2 separate regions of the Mus musculus genome follow, and region 2 is linked to region 1. A link is a loop called in an ENCODE intact Hi-C map of the cell type or tissue named here. Cell type or tissue: heart. All regions are shown on one strand. Links, peaks and the distances in the headings refer to the core of each region. The heading gives the core; the rest is flanking DNA. Region 1 holds the start of Ids (iduronate 2-sulfatase). Region 2 holds the start of Tmem185a (transmembrane protein 185A).

The links. A loop is a pair of places that touch in the nucleus more often than their neighbours do. Peaks named below come from ENCODE experiments on the same cell type or tissue, not always from the same donor. Only the 100,000 strongest peaks of a DNase experiment are listed, where the experiment ranks them.
Region 2: it touches region 1 in a loop (2.9-fold over the local background); 8 of 42 quality-filtered maps call a loop at or near these places.

Annotation. Positions count from the first base shown.
Region 1 is chrX:70,361,762-70,370,089 of GRCm38, forward strand. Ids (iduronate 2-sulfatase) reads right to left here and starts at 3,324. Exons shown (of 9, transcript NM_010498.3): 1 at 3,034-3,324; 2 at 2,041-2,177; 3 at 1,216-1,393. The coding sequence starts at 3,142. In heart, for the core only: no CTCF peak of the experiment used is centred there; a DNase peak (open chromatin) is centred at 3,350; H3K4me3 peaks cover 1,330 bases; H3K27ac peaks cover 999 bases.
Region 2 is chrX:70,474,009-70,482,277 of GRCm38, forward strand. Tmem185a (transmembrane protein 185A) reads right to left here and starts at 3,172. Exons shown (of 7, transcript NM_001357750.1): 1 at 2,970-3,172. The coding sequence starts at 3,007. In heart, for the core only: a CTCF peak has its summit at 3,111; a DNase peak (open chromatin) is centred at 3,163; H3K4me3 peaks cover 2,142 bases; H3K27ac peaks cover 1,177 bases; H3K27me3 peaks cover 347 bases.

The sequences.
Region 1 (8,328 bases), core at 1-8,000:
GGGCCTGCTTTTTAAAAACTGACTACTACTTTCAATCTGGACTGCCTGGTAGGTTCTAGAAGAAAGCTCCTGAGCCATAATGATGTACAAAGAACTCTTAGAGACGCCCAAGCTGTCTCCTTTGGTGAGAAGTACCGTCATGGTCACAGCTCTAGCATTTGAACACACTTCACACTCATGGATGTCCCTACTAGCATGTTCCCTTCGTTAGGCATCAAGAAAACTACAGCCCCAGCATTCCAGAGAAGGAATGTGAGACTCAAAGAAGAAGAAAAACTTAGCCAAAGACAGCCACATGGCTAAGAAGTGGCAGCACTTAGACCAGGACCAAGTGCCCACATCCCTGATGCTATTTCCCAGTGAGGTCAACTCCGCTTCCACATCAGTAAAAAGCCAGAAGCCTGTTATGCCAGACTACTATGCTGTCATTAAAAATGAATTTTTGAGGAGTGTAATATAATGCGAAATATTTACTCTCACTCATAGTGTAAAATTATAAAAATAACATAGCCACAAATCAGAATAACACTATGTCCAAAACACAAGAAAATTTTTGTTTGCCACATCAAACACAGCTTTCCCCAGGGTGGTTCAATTACACACTTACATTCTTTGGTTTCTTAAAAATCTTGAAATCAAGGGATCATGTGATCCTATTATCTGTTTTAAAGTGTTATTTATTCTTCATTTAGGAAGTAAATAACTACTTTATCAGGTAGTATTCAAAGTCAGAATTTGACACCCAGCTGATGTCCTCTTCCTAACATTCCTCACAGAGAAAGCAGTGCCTTTCACCACGCTGAAGCCCATACTCGGACATCAAGTCCACACAATACCTCTGGACATTTGAGGTCCTCACCCCCAAACTTTACAGACAGGCATCCTGCAAGGCCCAGACCAGAGCTTTAAGGACCACCCTGTGGTCAAGCCCAGAGCTGAACTGACACCAAACCTGCCTCTCCGACAGCAGCTACATGAATCTGACGACATTACCTCCAACTTCTAAAAGGAAATCTGTTTCTTTCTATTCTTTTTCATTTAGAATGTGAATATGAAACTAGGTTAAAGAAATGCTTTGTTTTGTTGTTTTTCATAGAATGGCATCAATGAACAAGTTACCTAAGCCTGACAAGGGAAAAGCCACTACAAGGATAGTCCCAACCTAGTATTGAAGCATAGAAACAAAAGGCCCAGGTTTTAGTAATTGAACAGTACCAGGGTGAAAGACTTTCCCAACCGACATGGTCACGTAGCCATTCTCCTTGAAGTATTGGGGGATGGTGGAAAAATTTCCAGAATGTACCCTCCAGTAGGAATTGAAGTCATACAGGCGGGTGGTGTCAGGCCTCCTCCCGGTGAGGAAGGACACTCGACTTGGTGCGCACACTGCTTGCTGTTAAGGAGCAGAAGCAAATGTCAACAACGTCACAGCCAAATGTGTCTGCAGTCTTCAAGGTAACTAAGCAACCTCTCTAGATCCTCAGCAACAGCCTGGCAGCTGAGTCATGTAGATGTCAAAACCAACCAGTAGGATTAGGGCCTTGCCCAGGTACTGGAGACTATTGTCTGCCCAGCAAAGGAAGACAGCAATCAAGCTCTCAGAACAGCAATTGTGTTTTCCTATGCAATGTCACCCCTAGGTACCCAGAAAGGGTGATGCTCTTAGAGAGTAGCCCTGAAAAGGAGGTTCAGGGAGGACAACTGCCATGGACTGACTCTTAGCCGCCCACTCTCAGCCACCCACAACTCGGTTGGCAGACCCACAGGTTGGATTTTTCAGCTCCCGTCAATTCCTGTTTCTAGCTGAAAGCTAGCCAAGCCTGTCTTAAGCGTGTTAGGGCCAGGGCACTGTCTCCACCCAAGAAGGAGGGGAAATCCTGCAAATGTGAGCTTCCTTGTCTGTGAAGAGACTTGCCTAGGCCTTCATTTTCTAAGTTCTGCTTTCCCCTTTCAAGGAGGTCTCTAGAGCAGCAGCATGCTTCTCCCTACTGTCTATACACAAAGAGGCATATATCCATACCTAAAGGTCCTTGGACATACCTGAGCAAAGGCATTCTGAAAGAGAACGCTATGGGATGCCAGCTGGTCAATGTTCGGGGACCTCACTAGCTTGTCTCCATAACAGCCCAGGGAGGGGCGGAGATCATCCACAATGATCAGAAGGATGTTCAGAGCATCTGCACAGGAGAGAGGGGCTTTGGTTATACCATATGCAATGACACTAAAATCCCCCTCCCTAGGGTAATGAAAGGATAAAGGCAGTCCACCCAGAAAAGGGGCGACCAGGGCTCTGCTCCAGCAAGGGCGGGGTTGGAGTACACAAAAGCCCTATCCAAGGTGAGGGTCTTATGTTTCAATCATGTCTCCACATCTAGGTGAAGAAGAAGGAGACAAAGACAGAGACAAAGATGGGAGGGGGGATCAAAGAAGGAAGGAATAGAAGTCAGATGGAAAGATGGAAGGATGGTAAAATAAAAGGGTGGATAGAAGACAGTAGCAGAAAGGAAAGGAGGAGTAGAAGGAAGGGTAAAGAAAGGAAAATGGACAGATGGAGAGGAAAGAACTGTTGGCGAGATGTAATTTGCACCAGTGGATGGCTCCACACCCATGTGCATATGGGCAGCACAAACTGGACTCTGGGTTATAAAATCATGGGGGGGGGGTAAATGAGCTTGGGAATAGGGTGCATCTGAGTAGAGTTAGGGGGAGCAGTGGGGATGTTATAAAATGCATTTATGAAATCCTCAAAATTAATTTTTAAAAAGAGAAGAAAAAACATGAAGGGATGGAAAGGAAGAGGAGGGGTAGGAAGGAGGAATGGATGGATGAAAGATGAATGCGGGGGCTAAAAAGAAAGATGAATGCGGGCAGAATCGACGAAAGGAAGCAAAGATGGATATTGAGTAGGGAGGGGTGAAATGTGGGTGAAAATGATGAAGGAAGAATGAAAAACGAAGATAGGATGTGTGGAAGAATAAACATTAGCAGGAACAGAGACAAGGTTGAATAAGGCAGGGAGCAAGGAATTGGCACCTGTAGCAGAGTTGCCTTGCGCTGCGGACTCCAGGGCGATGCAGAAGGAGCCTAGCAACAAGCTGAAGCTAAGCTGCCGCCAGATAGGCGGCGGCGGCGGCGGCGACATTTCTGCCTCGGCGCAGTCTTGCAAGAAGGTGGCGTGAGGCTACAGCGGGACCATTACGTAGCAGTGGCCGCCGCCGCCGCCGCCGCCGCCGCCGCTGCAGCCGCTGTCACCACCAAAGTCTCTGAGAAAACTGCGCGACACCTCTGCCTCGGGCCCAAAGGCCCGGGCGCTGGCCCGAGCACGAATGCGCTTGCGCAACTCTCTTCTGTCCCCTCCCTGTCGGGGGTGGAGCCTGATGGCGCCGGACGTCTGAGCACGATCAGTCAAGGTGGGCAGAACCTTAACCGGAAACAGTGCTGCTGTGGCTTTCCCTGCGTACATTTTACAGTAGGCAGTGATAACTAGGGGCTTGATTTCTTTCCAGCCCATTCTCCAAAGAAGCCCTTTGCAAACTTCCATTTTATTCCTAAAAGGATCTCTTTTCCTCTTTATTGGCTCAACAAATCCTTATTAAAACACTGCATGCACGCGCATGCACACACACACAACCACAACTTGTGTGTGCCCTCTCACACATACATGCATGTATACCGGACATTGTTGACAGTACTGGAGTTCTCAGTGCCTGTTCTGATTGAGCTTAAAATAAACTCAGAGAATGTGCCTGGACAAAATAAATCTGAGGGGAAGGGTCTGATTATTTTCTATTGAGGTAGTTTAGTCACTATCACTTTACCTCACTGGTGAAGTGATTGTTGAACAAATATTAGAAGGGAAGAAGCAATCCACCTGACGTCTGTAAAAAGAGAGAACAGCAATTACGCAGCAGGTAGTAGACAGTGATGGTGGCTGGAGCCAGCCAGGAAGAAAATTCTGGAGAGAAGAGAAGAGATGGGCACAGTGAGTGGGAGTCAGACTCCTGTGGCAACAATTACCTACTGCTCATTTTTGACTGAAGACCAAGAAGGATATGTCTTCTTTCTACCAAATGGAGCTTTGAAAAACTAGATCCTCTATTGATGAGTCACGCCTAATCCCCCACCCATTAAAAATCTAGCACAATGTCAAGCACACTGATGAAAGTTTTGTATTTGTTATTGCAAAAATATTGATATTGTGGCATCTTCTAGGCAACATGTTAAACTAAAGGCAATAGTTTCTTCTCATATCAATACTACATGCTACATGCTACTAATATCCTCATTACTGTTCAAAACTGAAAATTATGAAAGCCTAAATTTCTTAAACAAAGGCATTAATCTAGAAAATGTGGGACAGTGTGGCTGTCCATGGGGGGCATACCTCTTCAGGGGGTAGACACACAGTGTTTATAGTTCTTTAGCAGACTCTTTTCAAGTTCATAAACAAGGTCTCTGAGCACCCTCACATCCAGGCTTAGGGTAGATAGAAACATAGGGAATAAGACAATGAAAGACACCCTCAGTGTTTTCCACAAATTATGGCCATGGTTCAAATCCAAACAGAAACATAGCTGAGGCTCAACTTCCATTACAACTAGAGAGATTTGGAGGCCAAAACACAGAGTAGATGGCAATGGTGACCACAAAATGAATGAACCTCAAGTTTAAGGGATGGTACATAGTCCAGTTTAAGGAAAACAAAGTGGCCTTCTTGGTTGTAGACTCTCTAGCCTTGAATGATTACTACTATTGAAAAGTCAGAGCCGATATTTTCTAAGTACAACAGATAAAAATATGAACTGCCCTCCATGATCTACACTCAGATTTTATTTCATTGAACATTTTAAAGGAAATCATGTAACTTCACTAAAATCTAAAACCTTTAGCTGAAACCATCATAAAATTAGGCTTCTGTCAGCTAGAGAAATGGCACAGTGGTTAAGAGTTCTTGTTGTTCCTGAAGAGGACTGGGACAGACTGTTATGAGTCACATTCATACATAACTCCAGTTCCAGGGAATCTGAAACCCTCTTCTGACTCCTGCAATAACTCTAAAATAAAAAAAAAGGTGATACTTCTCTGTGGCTCAGTCCCAATTTGGCATACAATAGGCACATCCAGAGAAAATAGGCCAATTCTTTCTATATAAAATTTATTCAAAATATTAAACAAATTTCTAGAATGTTAAATCATTTGTGACTGACTCATTTCTCAAAAACTAAGTAAAATCTGTACAAGTTTGCCAATCATACCTGTAACCCTAACACTGAGGACTGTAGAGGGCAGAGATGGTAGCATCACTGGTTGCCAGCCTAAATGAAGAAAATAAACAAACAAACAAACAAACCAGGAGCTCCATATGCAGTGACAGACTATATATCAAAGAAACAAGGCAGAGATTAATAGTGACAGATACCCAAGACCTCTGGCCTCTGAGCATAGGTCACATGCTCAACACATGCATGCACATTCACAAAAGATAACTGACTCGACACTTAAACATGTATGATGTTTGCTGTGGAGGTCCTTTAGAAAAACAACTGAGGAAAGAAAGGAGAAGAGCAAGAGTAGACATCAGGATCAGTTGAGCCATGATATGTGTGTGTGTGTGCGTCTGTGTGTGTATGTGTGTATGTCTGTGTGTGTCTGTGTGTGTGTTTGTGTGTGTGTAGATTGTATGTGTGTAGATTTAATCATTTTACATAATCAAGGGTTTAAAATATGCACATAGAGGAAGAGATAAATGAACTATAATTTCATCTATCATGACAAGAAATCAGCAGACAATGTCTAAAGTTGAGAAAGCCACAATATAACATACAGAATTATACATAAGATTTACATTGAAATAAACTCTCAAGAGTGATGTGAGAAACATTTGAATGAAAAGTCTCACTTAAAGATATAGAAAGACAGACCTTCTTTTTGTACTATATGCCAAAAGTGATTATGTGCTGAATTATTGACCCTGAAAAGATATGAAAAGATACATTAAAGTGCCAACACTCAACACCACAAAATATATCATTATTTGGAAATAGGGGCTTTACAGAGATAACCTTTGTCCAGTGTGTGGAGATCCAGCATGGTTAGTGTCCTTATACAATAGAGAAAATTAGAAAGTTAAAGAGACAGCTCAGTCAATATAGTGCTTACTGGATAAATGGACTGACCAGAATCCAATACCTTGGCACCTACATAAAATGGCAAGGTAGAGCAGAGCACATCTGTAATGCTAATACTGAGGAGGGAGAGACAGGAGAATTTCTGACATTAAATGGCCAGTTATTCTTGGCCAGTGGTAAACCCCAGGTTTCTTAAGTACCTGCCTCAAAAAATGAGGAGAGATACAACATGTCAATCCCTGGGCTCCAGATGCACACATGCAGGCATATCCACACAAAACATACAACACACACACAAACTTACATACAAAAATATGGGATGGATAGTGAAGACAAAAACACACTAAAAGATGTATATGTGAAGAGAGATAAATGAATGCACCTAAGGAATGTCAGAGACTCTTGTAGAGCACAAGCCAGGGGCATGCAAGCCATGATCCTTCTTCCTCCATGAGAGTCGGAGAGTTCATGGACTGCTGGCTGACAGCTTGATTTCAAACTTCTCCTCATCCAGAACTGTGGGACACAATTGTCTAAGCCATATGATTTGTGGCACAAGTACTTTAACAACTTTCAAACAATTTGAACTTAAAACAATTGATGGTACCTGTGCTCCTAGTTCCTCGGAAGGCTGAGGCAGAGGAAGTAGGAGTGCAAGGCAGCCTGGGAAACTTACCAGAACCTGTCTCAAAAAAGCAACTGACAAGAAACAGTAAAGGGCAGGGAATGCATCCCAGTGGGAGAAACCAGGCCTGACACATAGATGGCCCAGGGTTCAATCCATACATAGAGCTTTAAAACAGAAACAAGACCATATAGTAAAATCTTAGCCAGCCCTTACAGACCCTAAGCATTTGTGCTGCTTTCCAAATAAATTACCTCACCATAACCTGGTTCCAAGCTGCAGAGCCCATGCTACACCCTCACTCATGTCTGGGAGGTTTAGGGAAATGTAGCAGCCTTCATGTGCTTCTACACTGTCAAAGCTCCTCGGAAGCAGATCCAAGGCACTCATGCTCATGGACTGCAGAAGTCAGTTCTAAGACTCTCCAAGCAGAGATCAGGAGTGCTCTTGCCCTTAGAATTGCACTGTACCTCTCCCTATGGCACAGCCTCAACAGGAACAAGAAAGGACACAATCAGTAATCAATTAATCCTCTGTCACCCTGCCACTGTGGCAGGAGGAGGATTTGAAAAGAATTTGAGTCTTTCATTTGTTTGGGTTCCAGGGATCCACATAAGGATTCTTCTTTGTGGTAGGCTCTACTCCTTCCCACACTCTCCCCCAAGGAGTGTGCTTGGGTTCAAGTGCACACTGGAAGAAGAAACATGATGCTAAGAACATTTATAAGAGAGAATGACTCACTTCGTGCAACTAGGTGCCTGGGAGTATACTCTGTAATTACAAGGGCACATTTGAGTTCTGTCGGCACATGAAATTATGTCCCCAGTTGGAGGATACCCAGCATTGCACCTGCCATCGAGTGTGCTAAACGTCCACTTCAATGTTCTCAGATATAGTTGTGCACAGATGCACAAAGCAACCACCAGACTCTGCTCTCTGGCTGTCTAGAAACCATGGCTGGACACAGCAGGGCCTGGGTGACCATGGCTTATAGTAGGCCATGCTGCCCCTAGCTGCAGAAGATGACAGTGAACTGCATCACCAACCAGACTCTGACACTGTCTTCCTTCCCGAAAGGTGCACGTGGAGCCCCAAGGAATGCTGGGAACAGAACAGGGGATGCAATCCTCACCAGTCCTGACCTCTGCGGAGCTACTGCCCTGAGTTACACGTGGTGACAAATACAAAGCCAGGCACACCTTGCTTGCTTCCTTCACGTGTTCCACATCACCTTCTCGATGGTCCTGGTTTTCATTCCCCTCAAGTTCTGTCTAGGTCTCCCCCACGTTCCTCTCTCTATCTTTCTGAGCCCAGACTTTTCCCTCAGGCTATTGATTGGTAACCCAGCTCAGCTCCTGATGGGCAGAAGGTAGTAAGTAGTATCTGGAGCACACAAGACCAGGGTTAACTGCTAGCAGTGGGCTAAAGCAGAGATTCTAAAAGTATCCACCAGGGGACGCCAACGCGCAGGTGTTCAAGTACTCACACTGAAAGGCAACAGATTTCCCCACTTAAAACATAAGCTAAAAACCAAATATTTAAACCGCAAATGCCTAATCAGATCTTTGGAAGTAT
Region 2 (8,269 bases), core at 1-8,000, 110 kb after region 1:
TAAAAGGCAATTCTGAAAAGAAGTTCGTGATCAACCAGATCTGTGGTAGATGGAAATAGGTATAGGGTCAGCTATCAGCCCTTCACAGCTGGGTGCTAAACACTTTTCAATCATTCTGTGTCACTACTATTTCTAGAAAACTGACAAACTGCAGTGAATTCTCAGTGACTAAGATTTGCAAGGTATGAGAGGAGGCCTGGAGTCACAGTGCATGGTGTGGGAGCCAGCAGACAATACCAATGGCTGTTGCTGTAATGGTCCCCAGAGTCAAGAAAGCACATTGCCCTGTGCGTACTGTTAAGGTCTTTCCCAGCTTGTCAATACAACAGTTACACTCTGAAGGGGCACAGGAAGAGAGAGGGAAAATAAATAGTTCATACACCAGCAAGAAAGCAGTCATTGACAAGAAGGAGCTCTAGACGGTTCTTACAGGCTAGGGTGAGTTATCATTCATTTCACTAATACTGTGCCAGCCATTATCTCATGGATATAAATTTTGACAATAAAAGCTATGGGTTTAGCCTCACATGGTTTGAATTTCAGTAGGAGAGAGAAATATCAATTAAATAAACAGAGAAAAAGAGCAAGAGCACAGATAAGGCCTCTAAAGAAGACTATGATATTCTACAGAGATTGTACATGCAGGGAGGAATGGACCAGGTTGAGGAAGCCAGAACAACTTACTTCAGCAACTACCAAATGAACAGATATTTCAATGATAAATGGGACCTGAATCAAGGAGAGAAGGAGCTGTCCTATTAAATGAGCAGAGCATGATAAAGTCCTGAAGTAAGAGGGCCATGTGTGAACTGGTTCAGAATTAGAAACAGATAATTAGACAAAAGCACAGATCTGAGGTCTTAGCACAGGGTGCTTTCCTGTCAACACCCCCCCCCAAGTTTGCTCTCCAGATGTCTGAAAGGCTTTCGTCAGCATGGTGCAAGATTAAGATACAGTGTTATAAACTAGATCATCCACAGTTTATGAAACATCGCCAGCTAAGAAAAATCTACTTCTTAATATCACCTGGCCATTGTATCCCTGGAACATCTAGAAGGTAACACTCTTCCTTCCCACTAATGACATTGAACCAGGACAATGGTGGGGTACAAAAGACTTTTAATTTTTTCAGGGAAAGATGCATTTTATTCCACTTAGAATTTAAGCACAAATAAATGTGTTGATGATCATTATAAATCTCTTCGAAGTATCTCATTATAAATTTTAGACTTTAGTATTTGGAAGGGAAAAAAAGTAAAGGAAAAACTGGCTAAGGGTGTTATCAGAGGACCACTATTTTTGCTTTCACAACTCTTAGATAACTGGGAGATCACCTTGCAGCTTCTGGACTATCTGTCCCATAATAAACGATTTCTATTTGTAACACATTGTGCAATCAGCCATTAATTCAGGTTCAATAGCCTTGTGAGCAATTATACTCATTCTACAGATGAAACAGATAAGTGAGTTACCCAAGAACACAAAAAATTCAGCCTCTATTTCTGTTTCTTGTCACTCTCTCCAAACAATGAAAATACACAAGACCTGTCCAGCTTCAGTACCAACACAGTTGTCCTATAGACAAACCCTAATCCAGGAGCAGTAGAAGAAAAGCTATGGTTGGCTCTGTGGTAGTTCCTCTAAATGAACTCCTCTCCGTTAAGAAGGCTCAATGCCATTGATGATGACCACGGAACAAGGCCAGACTATAAACACAAAGACAGTAAGAGCACCCAGGCCAGAGGAGGCTTTAAATTTTAAAATTTTACCATTCTTAAGGAGACTGCACTCTAAATAGTCCCCTCTTCTCTCCCCAGTTCCTTTGTCTCCAACAAACAGCCAAGAAAGTGGCATCCTCAGGAGTGCACAATACAGCTACTTATCTGTTCATATTCCCATTGCTTCCAGGCTAGGACGGCCAAGCATTGCAAGCGCCTAGCCTAGGACCTCACGTACGGAGGAAGGCTAGCTTACTTGAGTGCGTGTCTTACCACTTAGAAATAAAATGAGCAGATATTCCTTTTAAATAGTAATGGACTTGAAAAATATCAGTGAAATGAACTCCTCTTGCAGCTTACTAAAGTAGAGAATCACTTGACTGCCCAACCTCAGTCTTGACTCAGTTTAGTTCCAAAGACGTTTTATAAGTGTCTACTATATGACAGATGGGTGGGAGGTGATGTGCAAGGGAACAACCAGGAAGTGGTTTCTGCTTTGGGAGCTCACAGGCCGCAGAGGGAACACTTTTACAACAGTTTGACAAGTGCAAGGACCGAGATTTATATACTTTAGCCAGTGTTTTCTCCACACTGCCCACTAGGTATTTCAAGTCTGGAAAATAAGCAGGGCAATATCTACTTCCTGCGAATAAACTTACATAGAGAAGGCTAAGAAAATGCGTTGGAGGCGATCAGGTTCACCCCCAAAGGCATTATGTAAGATTTACCATACCCTGGCAACGACTCTAAAATTTCAGTATCTCAGACATCAGTTTGACAAATAAGCGAAGAACGGCAGACAGGCATAAATCCAAGGAAAATCCCAAATGCTGAAACTAGAGGAAACATGTGCGAAGGTGGCTGGGGGTGTCAGGGTCAAGTGAGATGGCCCTGGCATAGAAAACGGGGGCAGGCGGAGCGGTGAGAAGAAAAATAAGAAAAAATAAATCGAGACAGAGAAGTTGAAATACCAATGAAAAAGGACGAGTGGAGATCAATGGGCTTCCCTCTGGGAGGACACTTCTCCAACCTCGACAACTTGGGCCACGGCGGGTTGGTACCAGTTGCGGAGGAAGAAGCGGATGGACAGACTCTGAGGCCAACACAGCTTTCCCGAGAGCAGCTGGCAGCCATAAGGAGCCTCAGGCTGGTGCCTGGGTGCTCAGACTGCAGTGCCTTGGCCGCCGCGCCGCTCCCAGCCGCTACCCGAACCCAAGCCCCAACCTGGCGTCGCCGGGATAACCGCCTCACCTCGGGTTGAAGTCCTGAAAGAGGCCCCTCAGGTTCATGGCGGAGAACTTCGCCGAGGCGTCCTCCTCTTCCCCCCGCCCCCCGCGCCGCGAAGCCTGCGCCTCACAGCGGGTTCATGCTGCCAAAGGCAGCTTCGTCGCTAACGCCGCCGCCAGGAGAAACCAGAGCAACCAACTGTCTCCCACACTCCTTCCGGCTTCCGTAGCTAGGATGCGCATGCGCTCTGAGACCCGCTCCCTGCTTCCCCCACCCCCACACCCCCTCCGCCCCAGCTCGTCAGAAGCAGGAGGTTACATTGATAGTGGATCTTTTTGCTCCGGGGTACCAGCCTGCCTGCCTCTGGGACAGAATCTCTACAAAAAGAAGAGGGGAACGTCCGGGGAGGGGAACACTGACTGGGTGGATGTCATAAGGAGGGAGAACGCCAAACGGGAGTACCTCAGTGAGATCATCACAGACACCTGTCACCTTGGCCACCTGTCACCCAGACCCATACCAGAAATTGAAGGTTTCCCCCCAAATTGACTGAATCTTGGCCTATGCCTACCAGAGTTTCCAGTAAATCCAGCCTGCATATCAACTTCCTTCCTGTGCCCCAAGCTACACAGATTTCCTGACCATCCAAACCTCACATTACCCTGCACCAGTCATCTACTCTCTCAGCCATCTTCTCATCTTGGGTTCCCACTGTCCTTAACAGCAGGTCTATTTGTCAGAATGCCTAATCTGGAGAGATGGAACTCATCCTTAAGCATCCTAATCTAGTTCAGAGTCTCCTTGACTCCTGCCTAGACTTGGTGGTCGCTTCAGATCTGGCTTCCTCCACTCCCAGACATACTATTTAGAATTGCCAGGTTTGTCTTATTGGGCAAGTTAATATCTTCAAGGCTCAGATTTTCTCCTCTATAAAAGAGTTTGTTTTAAAAAAATATACAGCCGGGCGTGGTGGCGCACGCCTTTAATCCCAGCACCCGGGAGGCAGAGGCAGGTGGATCTCTGAGTTCGAGGCCAGCCTGGTCTACAAAGTGAGTTCCAGGACAGCCAGGGCGACACAGAGAAACCCTGTCTCGAAAAAAATATATATATATACTTTTCTATCTGGTTAAGAAAATTCAGAGAGATCATGCATAGCATTGTATGTTAGATGCACAAAGAAGGTTGCTAGTTGTTCTTTTTGCCAAATCCGTAAATTCTTAAAGAATGCTCTAAGGATTCTATTTGCTTTTCAAATCTAAGAGTGGAACAACCTCATAGCAGAGGACTTAGTTTACCATTTTCAATTCCAGCCAGTTTGAACTGTTGTTTTTATGAATAATACAGCAAAACCTTAAACATTAATCTGGAATCATTACGGGTAAGAGTCATAGGTTGTTACAATAGCAGTTTCATGCAATTTTATGTTAGTGAGCCCCAGGGGGAGCTTAAGAAGATCACAATTGGGAGAATCATACTTTGCTGTGATGTATCATCTTTCTTTTGGAAACTTGAAAACATTTCACAAGTGGTAATTATGTTCCCTAACACCCACTGAGAAATGGATATTATTATATGAGCTGGTTTATGGATGAGTAACTTGGATGAAGCATTCAGCTACTGAAGCACCATGACCCTCTCTCAGAAATGTTGATCCACTTTCTCTGACCATCCTCCAGTTGATGCACAGTGTCTTGCCCTGCGGACTCTCCCAATAGATAGTAAAGTACAGAAGAGCCAAAGCACAGAGAAGCTTGCATAATGTGCACTGTGGGATCTAGCTAGTGAAGGCTGAAGAACAAAGATGCAACTTAACACTCTAGCAAACTAGAATGTTGTGGATGGCTCTATACTGCTTGCTCTCCCGGGAGAGGCTGTCTGGAATGAGGAATGAGTCACTCACGTGCTCAGGTGGCTTCTTGTGAACCCATCCCCTAATGAATAAAAGGGCCAATCACTGGGTGAGGAGGTGGGACTTCCAGGTTGGACAGAGGAAGCGAGGAAGCAAGGAAGCAGGAGGGGATTAAGTCCTTTTGGGAATGGGGATAGCAGAGGGAAAAGATGTAGCTGCTAGAGTTTTCTGGTATTATGGCGGATCCACAAGGATTCTCCACCGGAGGAAGTAGATTTTAATAAGGCTTACAAGATTAGGTTTTAGTTGTTGCACCCAGAGATTGAGTTACCATTGTTTCTGAACTGAATTTGTGTTGTGTTTTCCTTCATGTGCTGGCTCGTCTGGGTTCAAGAGAGAAAGGTATGGCGGCAAAGCATGTTTTTGCCAGATGTGCACCACAGAGGCCATGGGGGATTTGAAGCACCGGGTTGGCATGGTAGCAACCATCTGTGGGAACCTAGAGAGGTGGGTGGAGAGATTGTGGAGTTCTGAGTCAGACTACACGAGATAAAAACAGGCCAGCCATTGCCCCTAGTTCATGGCACAAGCGCAGGAACATGCCAGTTCTAAAATACTTCCCAAAAGTTAACTGCCATTGGACAGAGTAGCCAGCACCATTTTATTTTCTGGAGGTTTCACCCCAAGCAGACGTCAAGAAGACAGCTTGCTTGTCAGCTCCAACTTGAATAACATGTAATATGGTTTTCGTAAAAGCTCCATGGAGAGTGGCCAGGCAAGTTGCTCAGAGTCCAAATGCTACTTATGGTGAGCTCTTGTGTATTTCTGTAACTGAGACACTTCTCTATGGGCCCACTATTGCAATTTTAGCAGTTCTCTCTAGGGATGACATGACCATGTGGAAATTCTTATTCTGAATACAATGACAAAAATATACTATTATCATGTTCTTTGATAAGTCATGTTGCCATGAAAAGTACTGAATATACCAAAATAATTGCTATCTCAAAGTTCTGTATTTAATCTTCAAAAGAGGGAATTACCTTGAGTGCCTCAAATGTGCTAGATACCCAGCCATGAGCTCTACTTGTATTCAGTATTCACACTGGTCTCTGTGACGGACTTCTGAAGAGCAGAGACCCAGAGGAGAGAATCATAGTTCATTATGACATTTAAATTAGGAGACCTAGATCAGGGGAAGGAAGTGGTTCTTTACAGTCCAGATCGTCATGCTACTAGGACTTCTTCCCTGGGCTTCATTAATAAAGTGGAAAGGGTATAGAATTAAACATTAGTTTTATCACTAAATCCAGTGTCAAAAACGACAGCAGGCATGTATTCTTGGACCTATTAAAGATAGTCAGCCTGCACCCAGGGGAGAGATTGACAATTCTTTAGACAGGTGACACAGAGATGCCCCTGCTCAAAACTGACTTGCCCTAAGTTCCCAAAAGTCCAACCTTAAGTGCTACCAACTAGAGAATTGCTTCGAACCCCAGGATTTTGTCCACTTACAAAAAGCAAGTTGGGCCAGGTATAGTGGCACATGCCTTTAATCTCAGCACTCAGGAGGCAGAGGCAGGTGGATCTCTGTGAGTTCTAGGCCAGTCTGGTCTGCATATCAAGTTCTAAGACACCAACAGTTGTATAAAAAGACTGTCTCGAAAAATGCAACTTGTGTTTTCCTAAGAAAATCTATTGTTCCTCACTTTAGTGTGATTTTCATAAACCTGTGAGTTTTCTTGCCCTGAGATCTCCTGGACAGGAGTTTGATAGACTACAGAGCTCTGTTTGGGAAGTTGATGATCTAGAGAAGTTGGAAGGCTAGTGAAAGGGATGCTGGGATCTGCAACCTTTCCTATGTCTTTTCCCAGAGACTATAAGTAACAACCAACTCAGGGAAGCTTCTTTTAGAACTTGTGATTGGAAGTTTCTTAGATATGATAAGCCTACAAGAGGTCACTGACTAGATTCGTATAGAACTTGATTTTGTTCTCGATCCCATCTTGCTCTAATTTCTTAGTCTCCTCTTCACTTTCCTTCCCTACTTTGTGTTTCTGTCATGTTCTTCTGGCCCCAAATTATTTTCTCTAAGGATTATTTAAGCAGACTTAACATATAACCTTTAGTTCTTCAGTCTACTTCATCCAAACTATGGATTCTAAACACCCTGCATTGTGCCAGATGCAGTAGGAGGTGCTAAGAACAACCAGAAATGCATAGTCAAACGCAGCATTGTGACTAAGTCCAGGACTTGAGAACTGAAGAGCTAGATCTTAAAGGACAAATTTCAAGCTGTGAAAACAAAATTACAAGCAGAGAAAACAATACTCCGAGTGTCTGCACCTACCCTTAGCTTCTCTAGGCTCACTAGGTCAGAAAACAAATCTGAGCAGCAATAGCTGAAAGGCAGCCACATGGCCAGGAACAATTGAATCAGTCTCTAGCCACAAACCTGAGCAGTTCCCAAACAGCTGGAGGAAATGATCTTGGAGAAGGGTATCAGAAACACCCTCTTTTCTGGCAAACCATCAGATAGGTTGGCGTCTGAGAGCTTATCACCAAATTGTTTTACCAGTTCTTACTCTTATTAGCATTGACTAAGCAATGCTAAATCCAGTATACAAACAAAAAGCTCAGAAGAATTTGTAATACAGGTAAATCATTTAAACACTGTTTCCATTGAAAGGATACTGGAGACCTATGATAGCCCATAGTTATTTTTTGTGGATTTTTTCCTTATTTTGTTTTTCTATCCACTAGAGCTGCCAGATCTGCCTCAAAATAACTCACATGAAGTCGTTCTTATACTATGCTAGGAAGAAATTGTGTGATACCCAAGTTCTGTTTTCCTATTACGGACTTTCAGATCATGGACCCAAGAAGATTTTTGTTCTTATTATAGAATAGCTTACTTTTAACTGAGTGTGCATAGCGTATAAATGTGCAAATGTTCATTTCGTAAGTACACATGTGTATGAGTGTATCCATGGATGTGGGTCATGCATATGGAAGTTAAAGGTCAATATAGTGGATGTCTTCCTCTCTCATTCCCAACCTTAGTTTTTTATATAGGTTATCTCACTGAACCTGGAGTTCACTGAATACTCAAAACTATATCTGAGCCGGGCATGGTGGTGCACACCTTTAATCCCAGCCCTCTGGAGGGACAGGCAGGAGGATTTCTGAGTTCGAAATTTCTGAATTTCTGAGTTCAAGGCCTGGTCTACAAAGTGAGTTTCAGGACAGCCAGAGCTATAGAGAGAAACCCTGCCGCAACAAAACAAAACAAACAAACAAACAAACAAACAAACAAGACTATCTGGCCAGCAAATTTCAGGGCTCCTCCAATCTCCGCCTCAGTAAAAGGAGCATTGTAAGCATGCATCATCACATCCATCTGGTGCAGGGGATCTAAACCCAGGTCATGATGGTTTTGCAGCAAGCATTTTACTGACAGCCCTGTCTTTGATGC